Linked DNA regions of Homo sapiens: all the other regions are linked to region 1. The links are chromatin contacts, found by Hi-C or POLR2A ChIA-PET in ENCODE. All regions are on one chromosome and are shown on one strand. Each heading gives the region's core, a stretch centred on a gene start or an enhancer-like site at or near the end of the contact. The rest is flanking DNA. Distances are from core to core; before and after follow the strand shown.

The links. A loop is a pair of places that touch in the nucleus more often than their neighbours do. ChIA-PET counts read pairs that join two places held with the same protein, here RNA polymerase II (POLR2A). Pooled maps may share reads with other maps.
Region 2: a map of CD8-positive, alpha-beta T cell shows a loop between it and region 1 (1.8-fold over the local background). The contact joins two enhancer-like sites. A Hi-C loop is called at or near these places in 1 of 168 maps with a recorded cell type or tissue (CD8-positive, alpha-beta T cell) and 4 of 50 pooled maps. POLR2A ChIA-PET finds 5 or more read pairs at or near these places in 2 of 52 experiments (AG04450 and H1).
Region 3: a pooled map shows a loop between it and region 1 (2.1-fold over the local background). The contact joins two enhancer-like sites. A Hi-C loop is called at or near these places in 1 of 50 pooled maps. POLR2A ChIA-PET finds 5 or more read pairs at or near these places in 2 of 52 experiments (WTC11 and naive thymus-derived CD8-positive, alpha-beta T cell).

Annotation. Positions count from the first base shown.
Region 1 is chr2:237,921,144-237,925,301 of GRCh38, forward strand. LOC105373960 (a long non-coding RNA gene) reads right to left here. Exons shown (of 3, transcript XR_924046.3): 2 at 2,297-2,579; 3 at 1,743-1,914. Among named protein-coding and RNA genes, the nearest start is that of UBE2F-SCLY, 44 kb to the right of the region's middle. RefSeq lists a silencer at 2,580-2,789. Within about 2 kb of position 2,493, at least 20 of the 41 ENCODE cell types and tissues checked have a DNase peak (open chromatin) inside an H3K27ac peak, as active enhancers do.
Region 2 is chr2:238,168,023-238,172,180 of GRCh38, forward strand. ERFE (erythroferrone) reads left to right here. Exons shown (of 8, transcript NM_001291832.2): 8 at 1-868. ILKAP (ILK associated serine/threonine phosphatase) reads right to left here. Exons shown (of 12, transcript NM_030768.3): 11 at 2,921-3,002; 12 at 2,380-2,654. The coding sequence ends at 2,514. Among named protein-coding and RNA genes, the nearest start is that of ERFE, 11 kb to the left of the region's middle. Within about 2 kb of position 1,874, at least 15 of the 41 ENCODE cell types and tissues checked have a DNase peak (open chromatin) inside an H3K27ac peak, as active enhancers do.
Region 3 is chr2:237,750,652-237,754,809 of GRCh38, forward strand. It overlaps LRRFIP1 (LRR binding FLII interacting protein 1), which reads left to right. Exons shown (of 24, transcript NM_001137550.2): 14 at 549-620; 15 at 2,658-2,828. Among named protein-coding and RNA genes, the nearest start is that of RBM44, 46 kb to the right of the region's middle. RefSeq lists an enhancer at 2,430-2,479. Within about 2 kb of position 2,305, at least 3 of the 41 ENCODE cell types and tissues checked have a DNase peak (open chromatin) inside an H3K27ac peak, as active enhancers do.

The DNA of each region.
Region 1 (4,158 bases), core at 1,243-3,742:
GAAGCCTGAGATCAAGGGGTCGGCAGGGTTGGTTCCTTCTGATGCCTCTCTTCTTGGCTTGTCATTTCCTCCCTGCCTCATATGGTCGTCTTTCTGTGCCTGCATCCTAATCTTTTTTTTTTCTTTTGAGACAGGGTCTCGCCCAGTCACCTAGGCTGGAGTGCAGTGGCGCAATCTCCGCTCGCTGCAGCCCCCACCTCCCGGGTTCAAGCAATTCTCCCACCTCAGCCTCCCAAGTAGCTGGGATTACAGGTGTGTGCCACCACGCTTGACTAATTTTTGTATTTTTAATAGAGATGGGGTTTCACCATGTTGGCCAGGCTGGTCTTGAACCCTTGACCTCAGGTGATCCACCCATATTGGCCTCCCAAAGTGCTGGGATTACAGGCATGAGCCACTGCACCTGGCCCTAATCTTCTCTTCTTATAAGGGCACAGTCACATTGGGTTAGGGCCCACCCAGTGACCTCATTTAACCTTAGTCACCTCTGTAAAGACCCTGGGTCCAAACCCAGTCACATTCTGAGGTACTGCTGGTTAGGACTTCAAGATGTGAAGTCACATTCTGAGGCAAGGACACAACTCAGCCAGGACAAGAGCCACTTCCCCAACCATAAAAGTGTCACCCAGGGCAGTGGGCTTTTCTACCTGACCCAACACAGCCAATTTAAGCTGGAATGGAATTAAAGTGTTGTAATTCACGTGAAAAGTCATGGAAAACGGCACTGCAGTAAGGCATTGGCTACGGAAACATCACAAGATTGAATAAAGACCTGCTTTGCATCAACGCACATCATGGCACGTTCTCATTGTGGGAAAATGTGGTTTAATGAGGGAGACACGGGGAGGGGCAGAAGACCTCAGGGAGATTCCAAAGAGGATTCCCAAGCAGGTGCATTCACGGGCATTGGTGAAAGGCAGCAGGGGCTTGTCATCCCGCTTCTGAAAAATGGGCAACTCTCCACTGATGCCTGTGTTCCCCCATGGGGGAGAGTGGGGGTGGAGAGGGCAGGACCGCCAAACCAGCCTGCCGGGGAAGGTGGGGGACAAGGGCAGGAGTGCAGCCTGGGCCTGCTTCCTGAGGCCAACAGATGCCACCCCTGCAATCCCAGCACTTTGGGAGGTCGAAGTGGGCAGATCGCCTGAGGCCAGGAGTTTGAGATCAGCCTGGGCAACACAGTGAGATCCTGTCCCTACTAAAAAAATTTTTTAAAATTGAGAGAGAGACAGATGTCTGCCGGCCAGCCTCACACAGCGGGCCAGGCCGGAGAAAGCAATGGAGGAACAGAAAGGCCCTGAGCCCCTATGAAGGGGCCCATCCCTGACCTCTGCTCTCCTAGTCTTCATCAGCCTGGAGGTTATGTCCATTTTGCAGTTAAGGAGATTGAGGCACAGGCAGGTGACAACACATGCCCAGTGTCCCTGAGCGCGGGTACTAGAGCCGGAATTGGAAGCCAGCTCTCCGACTCCAGGGCCCCCAGTTCGCTAATGAGTCTCTGCTGCCCTCAGCACAGGAGAGGGTACAACCATCAGGAGCTGGGATTGGAGGAGGGGAGGGCAAGGGAGGCTGTCTGCCTCCAGCCACGTGTGCACTCAGGTGACTCACACCTGAGTGTTTGCAACTCCGGGTACCATAAACCCAGTGGGCCACCCTCTGTGTGACTCATGCCCCCTCCTGCCCAAGTTCTCCCGGGGCCACCCCTGCCCTGGAGGAGTGCCCAACACAGCAGCTGTCATGGCCGATCTCCTGGGAAACCCACCTGGCAGAGCCCAGCCCAGGGAGCCCCACGGGATGCTCTGGTTCTCCTCAGCACTCTCTCTGGCCGATCAGGTTCAAGGACAGCTCTCAGTCTTACCCGGGAGAAGAAACTGGGGCACCTCCTGTTTTCTCCGCTCTGCGTCTCAGCAGGGTTTGCTGAAAGGAGAGCTGCGTCTGCAAGTCCTGCACCTGTTTTGTAAGCCTCACCTGTGCTTCCTGGGGATGGAGTCCTGCCCTGGCCCGCTGTTCCCCAGGAAGGCTGGCAAGCTCAGCCCCCCAGCCAGGACAAGTTGTGGGAAAACCCTGGGAACATAAGGCCACCCAGCTGAGTGAGGAATCTCTGTGTGTCCCCAGAGCACAGCTCAGTCCCCAGCCCATCACAAGCTGGCCCCACGGGCAGAGCACCCTCCCACAGCCCCACTGCCCCTGCTGTCACGTTCCTGCAGCCCTGCAGCCCACCCAAGACTGCCAGGGGACCCTCCTTTCCTCCCAGCCCCCTGATTTTTAATTAAAAAACAATGATTTCCCAAACTGGTACCAATAAGCAGTGAATTCCTGTTGACGAGTTTGGAGGGGACTTTCCTAGTTCATAGAGTCCACGGTTTTAAAAAGATCACTGCTGTCTAGTTTTCCGGTCCTGGCCCCGTGGAAGGTCACGCGCAGCTGAAAATAATTTTCTGGATCAGGAAACAGGCCAGACTGACGCGTGCCCAGGCGGTTCCCTTGCTGGCCGTGGAAGACATCTGGCGGACACCTGGCTGCAGAGGCTCGACTTGGAGTCCAGCTGGGGCTCAACTAGGCTCGCTGGAGGGCAGGGGACCCTGGAAAGAAAACAGGGGCGCAGCTTGCCCTGTGGACCCGGGGCTGCCCAGCGCGATGACACGGGACCGCACGGCCCGCAGGACCCCAGACGCCCGCTAGGGGCGCGCGCGAGCCAGGGGAGCCACGAGGGCCCTGCGGGGAGCGAGCCCGGCAGCCCCGCCCAGGACGCCATGAGTTCTCCTGCTCTTACTCCCCTCCCTTTTTTTCTATCTTTTGTTTTTCTTCTTTTCTTTTCTTTTCTTTTCTTTTCTTTTCTTTTCTTTTCTTTTCTTTTCTTTTCTTTTCTTTTCTTTTCTTTTCTCTCTCTTCTCCTTTTTTTCCCTTTCCTTTCCTTTTTCTCCTTTTCTTTTAAACAAAAAGCATAGTCACATGTACAGCACAGAACAGCCAAAGAACATCTAATGCCTAGCACGTGGTACTGAAAAAAACTATTCATTGGCGTCATTAATTGTAAATAAATGTGACATACACTTCATCAGCCAATCCTCTATTGTTAGACATGAAGCTTGTTACCAATTTCCCCCTATTTCTTGTCACCTTCTTTTATTATACAAGTACATTGTAGAAAACACAGGTAAAAAAGGCCGGGCGCGGTGGCTCACACTTGTAATCCCAGTACTTTGGGGGCCAAGGCGGGCAGATCGCGAGGTCAGGAGATCGAGACCAGACTGGCCAACACGGTGAAATCTCGTCTCTACTAAAAACACAAAAATTACCTGGGCATGGTGGCATGCGCCATGTAGCCTGTAATCCCAGCTACGCGGGAGGCTGAGGCAGGAGAATCGTTTGAACCCTGGAAGCCGAGGTTGCCGTGAGCCGAGATTGCGCCATTGCACTCCAGTGCAGACAGAGCGAAACTCGGTCTCAAAAAACAAAGCAAAAAGAATAAAAAGCAAATGCAGGTAAACAAACCGTCTTAATTCCAACCATTCAGATAATCTTTAACATACATTTTGGCATTAATTTATACTTAAGTACATAGATGATAGACAGATAGATGCTTGTATTAAAAAAAAAAAAGGGGGGGCTTGCTGGGCGCGGTGGCTACACCTGTAATCCCAGCACTCTGGGAGGCTGAAGTGGGCAGATCACTTGAGTTCAGGAGTTCGAGACCAACCTAGCCAATATGATGAAACCCCGTCTCTACTAAAAATGCAAAAATTAGCTGGGTCTGGTGGTGCATGCCTGTAGTCCCATCTACTCAGGAGGCTGAGGTGAGAGAATCGCTGGAACCCAGGAGGCAGAATTCGCAGTGAGCCAAGATTGTGACACTGCACTGCAGCCTGGGCAACAGAGGGAGACTCTGTTTCAAAAATAATAATAATTATTAATTAATTAATTAAAATGGCCTCATACTCTTTTGTAAATGGCTTTATCAATTTAAAAATTACTTTTTTTAGAAAATGACTACACATTTTTTATAAGCTCTGAAGGGCAGGGGTTTCATCTGTTTGTTTACATTTTTATTAATTACTTTTTTTTTGAGACAGAGTCTCACTCTGTCACCCTGGCTGGAGTGCAGTGGCACTATCTCGGCTCACTGCAACCTCCACCTCCCGGGTTCATGCAATTCTCCTG
Region 2 (4,158 bases), core at 624-3,123, 250 kb after region 1:
CTGGGATGAGCCTCCCAAGCATCTTTCCCACTTGGGTGGCCATGCGGCGCTGACATTGGACAGGTGGTGGACGAGAGATGGTCCCGAGAAAGGGTGGTCTTGGGAGGGCTGGTCCCAAGCCTGCTGTGCTCCTGTGGCAGTGATGGGGCCTGGGGATGGGGACGGCAGCTCTCATGAGGACACACAGGCTGTGAGCCCGCAGCCTCCTCAAATGTAGCCTCCCACATTTTCCCCAAAGTACAGGACTGTCCCAGAGTAGGTAGTGAAGAGGACAAGGCCCTCGGCAGCGACCTCCAGGGCCTCCTACCTGCTGAGGAAGAGTTAACCCACTGCCTCCCCACACAACAGGCTACGAAGAACCTGGTGCCTCAGGACCTCCTGGGAGCCAAGCTGGTCTGGCAAGGGCGCTCAGGCCTGGGAGAGAAGGGAGCAATGGCCAGTCACCTTCACCTTCTAACTAACTAGCCTCCGGATGAGGTGGCTGCCACCAGGCCCGAATGATCCCCAGGAGCCCAGCTTCCAAACCCCAACATCGAATCAAACATCTCCATCCCCAAGTGCAGTAACACACAAAAACCAAACACTCTGCCCTGGGAAAGGCCTGGTGCGATTCTCAGTAGGACTCACACCCACCCTACCTAGAAGTACTGGGCTGGCCTGGGTACTGCATCCGTGTGTTTTGATAAGGGGGTGATGTGGCCACGCCCTTATCTAGATTTCACTTTGTATCCACTGGGCACAGATATTCTAGAGAACTTATCTTTCACTCTTGTAAAAGCCACATATCCACATCTCTTTCATTTTTCTCAGTGTGTTATGCAGCAATTTATTAAAGTATTTATTGTCTAATAAATACTGCCAAGTGGAATATATTTATATAACTGACTTCGTGGGGTGGTTCAAGTACTTACTTAAGAACTATGTGACACAACAGTTACAAAACAAAAGGCAGACCTTAAGATCCGGAATCAATCCTTTAGCCCAGGTTCACTAAACTAAGCACAGTAAGGAGGAACCTGGAAGGTGAAGTGGAGATGGCCTCCAGCCTCTACGTGGGAGGGACTCCCTTGAAGGCTGGGAGTGAACCTTCCTGGGAAACTAGGGTCAAGCCTCTCGGGAACAGTGGGACATAGGGATGTATGAGTCACAGACATCAGTGTGCAAACACCTGGTTTGCTATAGGAAGATAGTTACCAAATGAATGGTTCTATTTCCTGATTCTGGGGTGCCAGGGCTCTTTTCTTCAATGAGGCCACACTGTACAATGTCCCAGTCCTCAAACTGAAATGGGTACTTGGCTCTTAAAACTCCCTGGGGAAGGAAGGGGCAGCACCAACACTTCGTTCAGTTCTTACTTGTGGCTTTTACACAACAGACCCCCAGGAGGCATCTAAGGTTTACATGAAGCCTTTACCACTGAGGTCCTCGCAGCATGGATACCAATTCCACTCAATCAACTGGGTGATAAAACCATGTGTGTGTGTTGGGTGGGGGCCAGGGAACATTACAAAACAGATTCTGAAAACGCAAATTTTTAGAATCTTACATCATCCTGAGCCAAACATTTACACAAAAGGATCCAAGAGCTGCTTTACTAAAAACTACTTACAGTCATAATGATGACGTTTTCTATATAAACAAGTGCTTGAAAAGTATTTTAAAGCTTATTCTTCTGAGCTTATTATTCTTCATGCACTCTTTTCATGCTTTTAACATCTTTAACAGAAGTGTCCCCCTTTGAGGTGTTATTGCAAAGATTAACCTCATTCCAGCACAGGGCCAACTCCCCACACCTACCTCACGTGGGAAGCAGAATTTCCGGGCCATGCTGAGCAGCCGGCTGCCTGCTCCAACAGGAAGGTGCACACCTACACCCAGGGAGTCCAGATGGAAGCCACTGAACCGAGTCCTCCACAGACTCCTTCCACCAGACTGCAGCTCTCACCAATGGAATGAGAATGGCTAATTCTGTACTGTTTCTGGCAGGTCTGATGCATGAGTAACCTTGTCTATGAGTCTATTTCCTGGCTAAGCCTGAGCTCATGCTATGTAACATTTTGCAACACTATTTCCATAGGGAAAACTGAAAAGAGCTAGAGGGTTCCCAAAGCCCTGGTCTGGGCCTAGCCTTGACTAACCAGTCATCCCCTGGGTCTCTTCATTGCAACATGCCACTTCCCCAACCAGGGTCATCATGACAGTGAAAGCACAGCAAAATGCCCGTGAACTACAAAACATCACACAACCAGCAGCCTGCAGGCCACTACGAGCCAGTCCAAGATGCCTATAATGGTTTTAACAAGGAAAGACAGCATATTCAAAAGCAAACACAATCTCTGAAGGGTCAAGAGGTGCTCACAGTATAATAACTCAAAAGACTAGGAAAAAAAAAGAGAAACCTTTATTTACAACCATGGGAGTCCCACAGGAGTACACAAAACACACAATGTGCACACACACAAAATGAACCTTTTAAGTCAATACCATGCGTGCTCCTGGCCGCGCGCCACCCCTCAGTGCCCTATCCGCACCACCATCACAGTGACGTTGTCGGCCGAGCCCCGCTGCACCGCCTTGTTGGCCAGCCTGTTGCAGGCTGCTTCGTAGCGGGCGTCGGCTGCGGACTTCCCTTCCCGGGTCTGGATCTTTTCATCCTACCAGATGAGAAAGGGAATGAGTGAATGGAGTGACCCCGCACCCTGTCACTTTCCTGAGACATGACTGCCAGGAAGAAGAGCTGCTCTGGTCTCCATCAGGGCTGGCAGGACAAACTGACCAGTGAGTCAGTAGGCAGAGTTCACACTGAAAAAGGGCACAAGGGCTGTCCCACAATGGGAGGAAATGGGGTCTCAGAACTTCTACTTCTCTGAAAACTAAGACACAATTGGGACAACCACCACCCCCGTGTGAGATTTCTCACCTCGAGACAGGACAAGATGAAGTTCACGGCTTCTTCTGGGGTAAAGACCTTGAAGAGCCCATCACAGGCCAACAAAATGAACCTACAACACCAGGGAGAAATATAAACGGGTTTTAGGCCCAACCAAAAAATAAAAAATAAAAAAAGGGCCTGGAGATGGAGATAAAATAAATATTTGTCCAACTATTCAAAGGCTAAGGTTTTTTTTTTCTTTTTTCTTTTTTTTTTTTTTTTGAGATGGAGTTTCACTCTTGTTGCCCAGGCTGGAGTGCAATGACGCAATCTTGGCTCACTGCAACCTCCACCTTCCCAGTTTAAGCTGTTCTCCTGCCTCAGCCTCCTGAGTAGCTGGGATTACAGGTGCCCGGCACCACGCCCGGGTAATTTTTTGTATTTTTAGTAGAGACAGGGTTTCACCACGTTGGCCAGGCTGGTCTCAAACTCCTAACCTCAGGTGATTCACCTGCCTCAGCCTCCCAAAGTGCTGGGATTACAGGCATGAGCCACAGCGCCTGGCCAGGCTAAGATTTGTTTAAACCCACTTAATTTCTGAGACAAAGGTTTAAACTACTTACAAGTATTTGTGGATAGGATGTTATACATCAAAACTGAGACTATCCTTCTCTTCGCCAATTAACAGAATTATTAATTACCTCAAACATTAGGTGCTGTACTTTCTTAGGCAAACTCCAGAAAAATCACTGAATAAAAACATGGGTGTTATGGTAAATATACAAGAATTTATAACACCATAGGCCTTACACCACTTCCAGACATAAAGCTGAGAATGAGCCCAGCCTCGGTGAAACATCCTTGGGCACACACTGCACAGCTTGGGGCTGCATCCAAGACCGAGGCCCAAGAAGGGGCAGCTGTGCGTGTTCCTGTGTTTGAAAACCACATGCTCTCCCTTTCAGAATCAAACCCCCCTAGACCGTCCCTGGAATCTTTCTGAACACCAATGGATTCAATGTGACAGTTCTAGTTTTCCTGGCATTGGGGGTGGGGAATACGCATCCCCACAGCTTTGCGGTATAAGCCACCCTCCTTTTCTCACTGTAATATCTGTGGGGTTTTTTTGTGTTTTTTTTTCTTTGTTTTTTGTTGCTGCTGCTGCTGTTGTTGTTGAGGCGGACTTTCCCTCTTGTTGCCCAGGCTGGAGAGCAATGGCATGATCTCGCTCACTGTAACCTCCGCCTCCCAGGTTCAAGTGATTCTCCTGCCTCAGCCTCCTGAGT
Region 3 (4,158 bases), core at 1,055-3,554, 170 kb before region 1:
ACAGCAGAGCAGCAGAGTTGGCGGCAGTCCTGATGTTTCTCTGCCCTTAGGTTGCGCGTGCCGTTCATTTGTTCAGGTACTTACTGAGAGGCTGGCTGGTGCCAGATGCTGTCCCCGGCACCAGGAATTTGGCAAAGTAGAGACTTGGAGCTCCATAAATGCAGGGAAAAAGTGCTACTGATTTTTGCCTCTAGCATCTTACTGTACATTGCACAGAGTAGGAACTCCTAGTGCTTGAATGAATTACTAAATAGGAGTTGAAATAACCTGTACCGTTTTCCGAGGCTCTATTTTGTCTGTTTTTTAAACTGTGTAAAATCATATGAGATACACTAAAATTGTATAAAATCATGTAAAAATATCATATGGGATACACCTGAACTTTAATCTTTAAATATTGAAGTTTATTTTCCCTTAACGCTTAATAAAATAAAAAAGAAAATTGGGTGCTCAGACTACCCAAATAGAAACTACCCTGAAGTATAAAAGATTTAGGGAATCACCTGTTTTCCCTTGACATCATCTGCCTTTTTTGCCATTTCCCCCAGGAACTCAATGAGTTAAAGGACCAGATTCAGGATGTAGAAGGCAAATACATGCAGGGATTGAAAGAGATGAAGGTACCAATTCACAGACGTGTGGTCTCACGATATTAACCCAACTTAACTTAAAAAAAAAAACAACATCCTAAAGAAGAAATTCAAAGTGCATGCTTACTGTAAATAGGCTCCAGGGTGTAGAAGAACTCACAATGGCAGGAGTGCCGGCATGGGTGTACACTCACCATTTTCCCAAATGCATTGTTTGAACCAAGATTGAAAATGTAACTGCCCAGTAGAAAAGGTTACTAACATACTCCCTGATGCATGCCTTAGACTTACCATCCTTCCCCCAGGCTTAAAACCAGTTTCTCATTTCCCATAGGCGTGTGCCAGACACTTGAAGAAGGTTCTTGGTTTTCTTCACTTTTTGTAGTAGTTGTATACAAAAATGCTTCAGTTGATTTGCTTCTCAAAATATCTGATGTCTACTAATAAGGCCGTCCTCACATGCCACACTTTTGAAACATCCCAATTATTTGCACCCTGTAAAATGCTACTAATTGAAGTAAAGACTGACTATGGCATTGGCTTTCTTGGAGCGTGTGCACACTGCTTTTAGAGTGTGCAGTGACTTCATTGCACCAGCCAGGAGATGTGGTTGCCCTGTTCCTTGACAGTAAGGTGGGCAATCAGTGACTGTCTTCCTTAGGCAGCAGCGGATCATGGATCTGGAAGTGGGTGGCGTATCTGTTACTTCCTTTTCAGCCCCCTAGAAAGTACCTGCAAGATCATTTGAATTTAATATCAAAGGGCACCAGACAGAGGAGGTGACATCGATCATGACTAATTCACTATCTTCATATCTGCCACCTTTCCTGAAAGGGGGAAAAATAAGACTCTGGCTTTCAATTCATGCGAAAAGGAGCCACTTGGCCAGGCGTGGTGGCTCACGCCTGTAATTCCACACTTTGGGAGGCCGAGGTGGGTGGATCACCGGAGGTCAGGAGTTTGAGACCAGCCTGGCCAACATGGTGAGACCCCGTCTCTACTAAAAATATAAAAATTAGCCAGGTGTGGTGGTGCGCACCTGTAATCCCAGCTACTTGGGAGGCTGAGTCAGGAGAATCACTTGAACCTGGCAGGTGGAGGCTGCAGTGAGCCGAGATCGTGCCACTGCACTCCAGCCTGGGTGACAGAGCGAGACACTGTTTCAAAAAAGAAAAAATGCTGCTGGGGAGCCACTGAACCAACCGGAGACCCGCTGGTCCCACGTGAAGCAGCTGTCCTGGTGTGGAGGTACAGAGCTAGACCAGCACTGGTCCCTCCAGCCCCCTGGTAGCCTCTGCTGCACCTGAACTGGCAGCTCTTGCCGCTGCCTTTAGCTCTGCATGTATGCGCCCTGAAGGTTCTGCCTCTCTGTTTTGGAATCGCCTTCCCCTCCTCATGTTTGGGGACCTGCAAGGGTGTGAGGCACGTGAGGGCATCGCCATGCGTATTTTACAGGCCTCTTTCTCTGGACTGTCCTTCAAAGGGAATGACCTTTGTCTTTCCAGGACCTACCCAGTGAGATCTGCCTGCCATTTTCCTATGAGTCAAAAATCTGAACTCACTACTGCTCCTTTCCTGGTTCATAAGCCAGAGTAGGGCTGGTTGGCAGTCACTGGCTTGTGGCCCTATGTAATTATCTCAGCCATCACACACTGGCTCTTTCACAAGGGCTGGTCACACGCCTCGAGTGATTCTTCAGAAATCTGTTGAACAGCCTGACACCCAGCCCTAGGACGCCGTGCTGGGGGGATTCCCCAGCTACTGAGTGGGGCCAGAGACTCTACTGCCTCTGTGACCACATCCCTTTCCATACTGGTATCTCGTTTGTTCTAATGAGTGTGTCCATTGCTTTTAATAGTGAATTTTCTGAGCAATGAGAATTTGACCAAATTGAAAAGGGGGATTTCCATGCATTTGAAATTGCCATGTGTTTCTTCTTCTGATCCATTTGCTCTAAGAAATATAGTCTAAGTTTAGGACTGAGGGTTTTTTTTTAACAGAATACTGAATGATTCTTTGTTTTGATTTTTTTATTGCAATTTCAAAAATATGACCTGCTTTCCACAGGACTCTCTAGCAGAAGTTGAAGAGAAATATAAGAAGGCTATGGTTTCCAATGCTCAGCTAGACAATGAAAAGACAAACTTCATGTACCAGGTTGATACCCTAAAAGATATGTTGCTGGAGCTTGAAGAACAGCTGGCTGAATCTAGGCGGCAGTACGAAGAGAAAAACAAAGTAAGCATTAGTATGATACAGAATGTTAACAATAGGCTGCGTGCAGTGGCCCATGCCTGTAATTCTGGTACTTTGGGAGGCCAAGGTGGGAGGATTACTTGAGCCCAAGAGTTCGAGACCAGCCTGGGCAACATGGCGAGACATCATTTCTAAAAAGAATTAAAACAATTAGCCAGGTGGTACATGGCTGTAGTCCCAGCTACTTGGGAAGCTGAGGTGGGAGGATCACTTGAGCCTGGAAGGTTGAGGCTGCAGTGAGCTGTGTTGACACCACTGCACTCCAGCTTGGGCAACAGAGAAGACACTGTCTCAAAAAAAAAAAAAAAAAAAGGGAATGGTAGGGTGTGTGTGTGTGTGTGTGTATGTATGTATGTATGTGTGGATATATCGTGTGTATGTATGTATATATAATGTATAATTTACATTATGTATTTTTATATTTTTAAACAATGGCTCTCCGCTTATCCAGGAAATCCAAACATCTGAGAATAAAAGTACCATACTCTTTGCCAAGTGACTTGAAATATTGATACGTATAATTTCAACATGTAAACTGGAGACAGTTTTTCTAGGAGAACATCTAAGCTAAAAGCAAAACCATGAAAAAACATACCTATGAAAGAGCCACCATGCTCAGATAAGGTGCGATCAGATGCTTCAAGATTTTCCTATTCATATGTATTTTCTGATTTTTATTTTGTTCTCTCTCAACACCATAGGGAAATAGTTATGAGTATCAAAGATTTTAAGAAAATTATATTATTTTCTGCTGATTGGGAAAAGACACAGTTACTCTACTTAAGAATTAAATATATCACCAAGCTCAGAGAGAGAGATAGTCTTATCTGAGCTTTCATTAGGAACCACTGGAACTAGTTTGTTAATAGCTGAGATCAGATATAATTTCTATTGAGAGTCTCAAGCATGAGTCATGTGTTAAGATAAGTAATGACAGCGGACTGATTCCACGAAGGCTGGGCTTGGATGTTCTTTAGATAGAAAGCAAGGAATACTTTTTTCATACTTTTAGGAATTGTCCAATTTTTCAGAGATTCTGAGAAAAACAGAAAATGTAATGTGTGAGTGTCGTTGTTGTTGTTGTTTTTAACTGGCTATTATCCTCTAAATCCAAAGGGTTAAAACCAAGGTACCCTTGACAACCTTCAGGCCTGCTTCTTCGACTGCTATAGAATTGAGTTGGAAGCTGAAGAACATTTTACGCACAAAGTTCCTTATAGCTGAACTCTGCAAGAGGGGAGCTTTTCACAAGACTGATGTCATGTGGGAACGGAGGAGTGGAGAGCACAGCCCAGCCCCCCTTCGGGTGGGG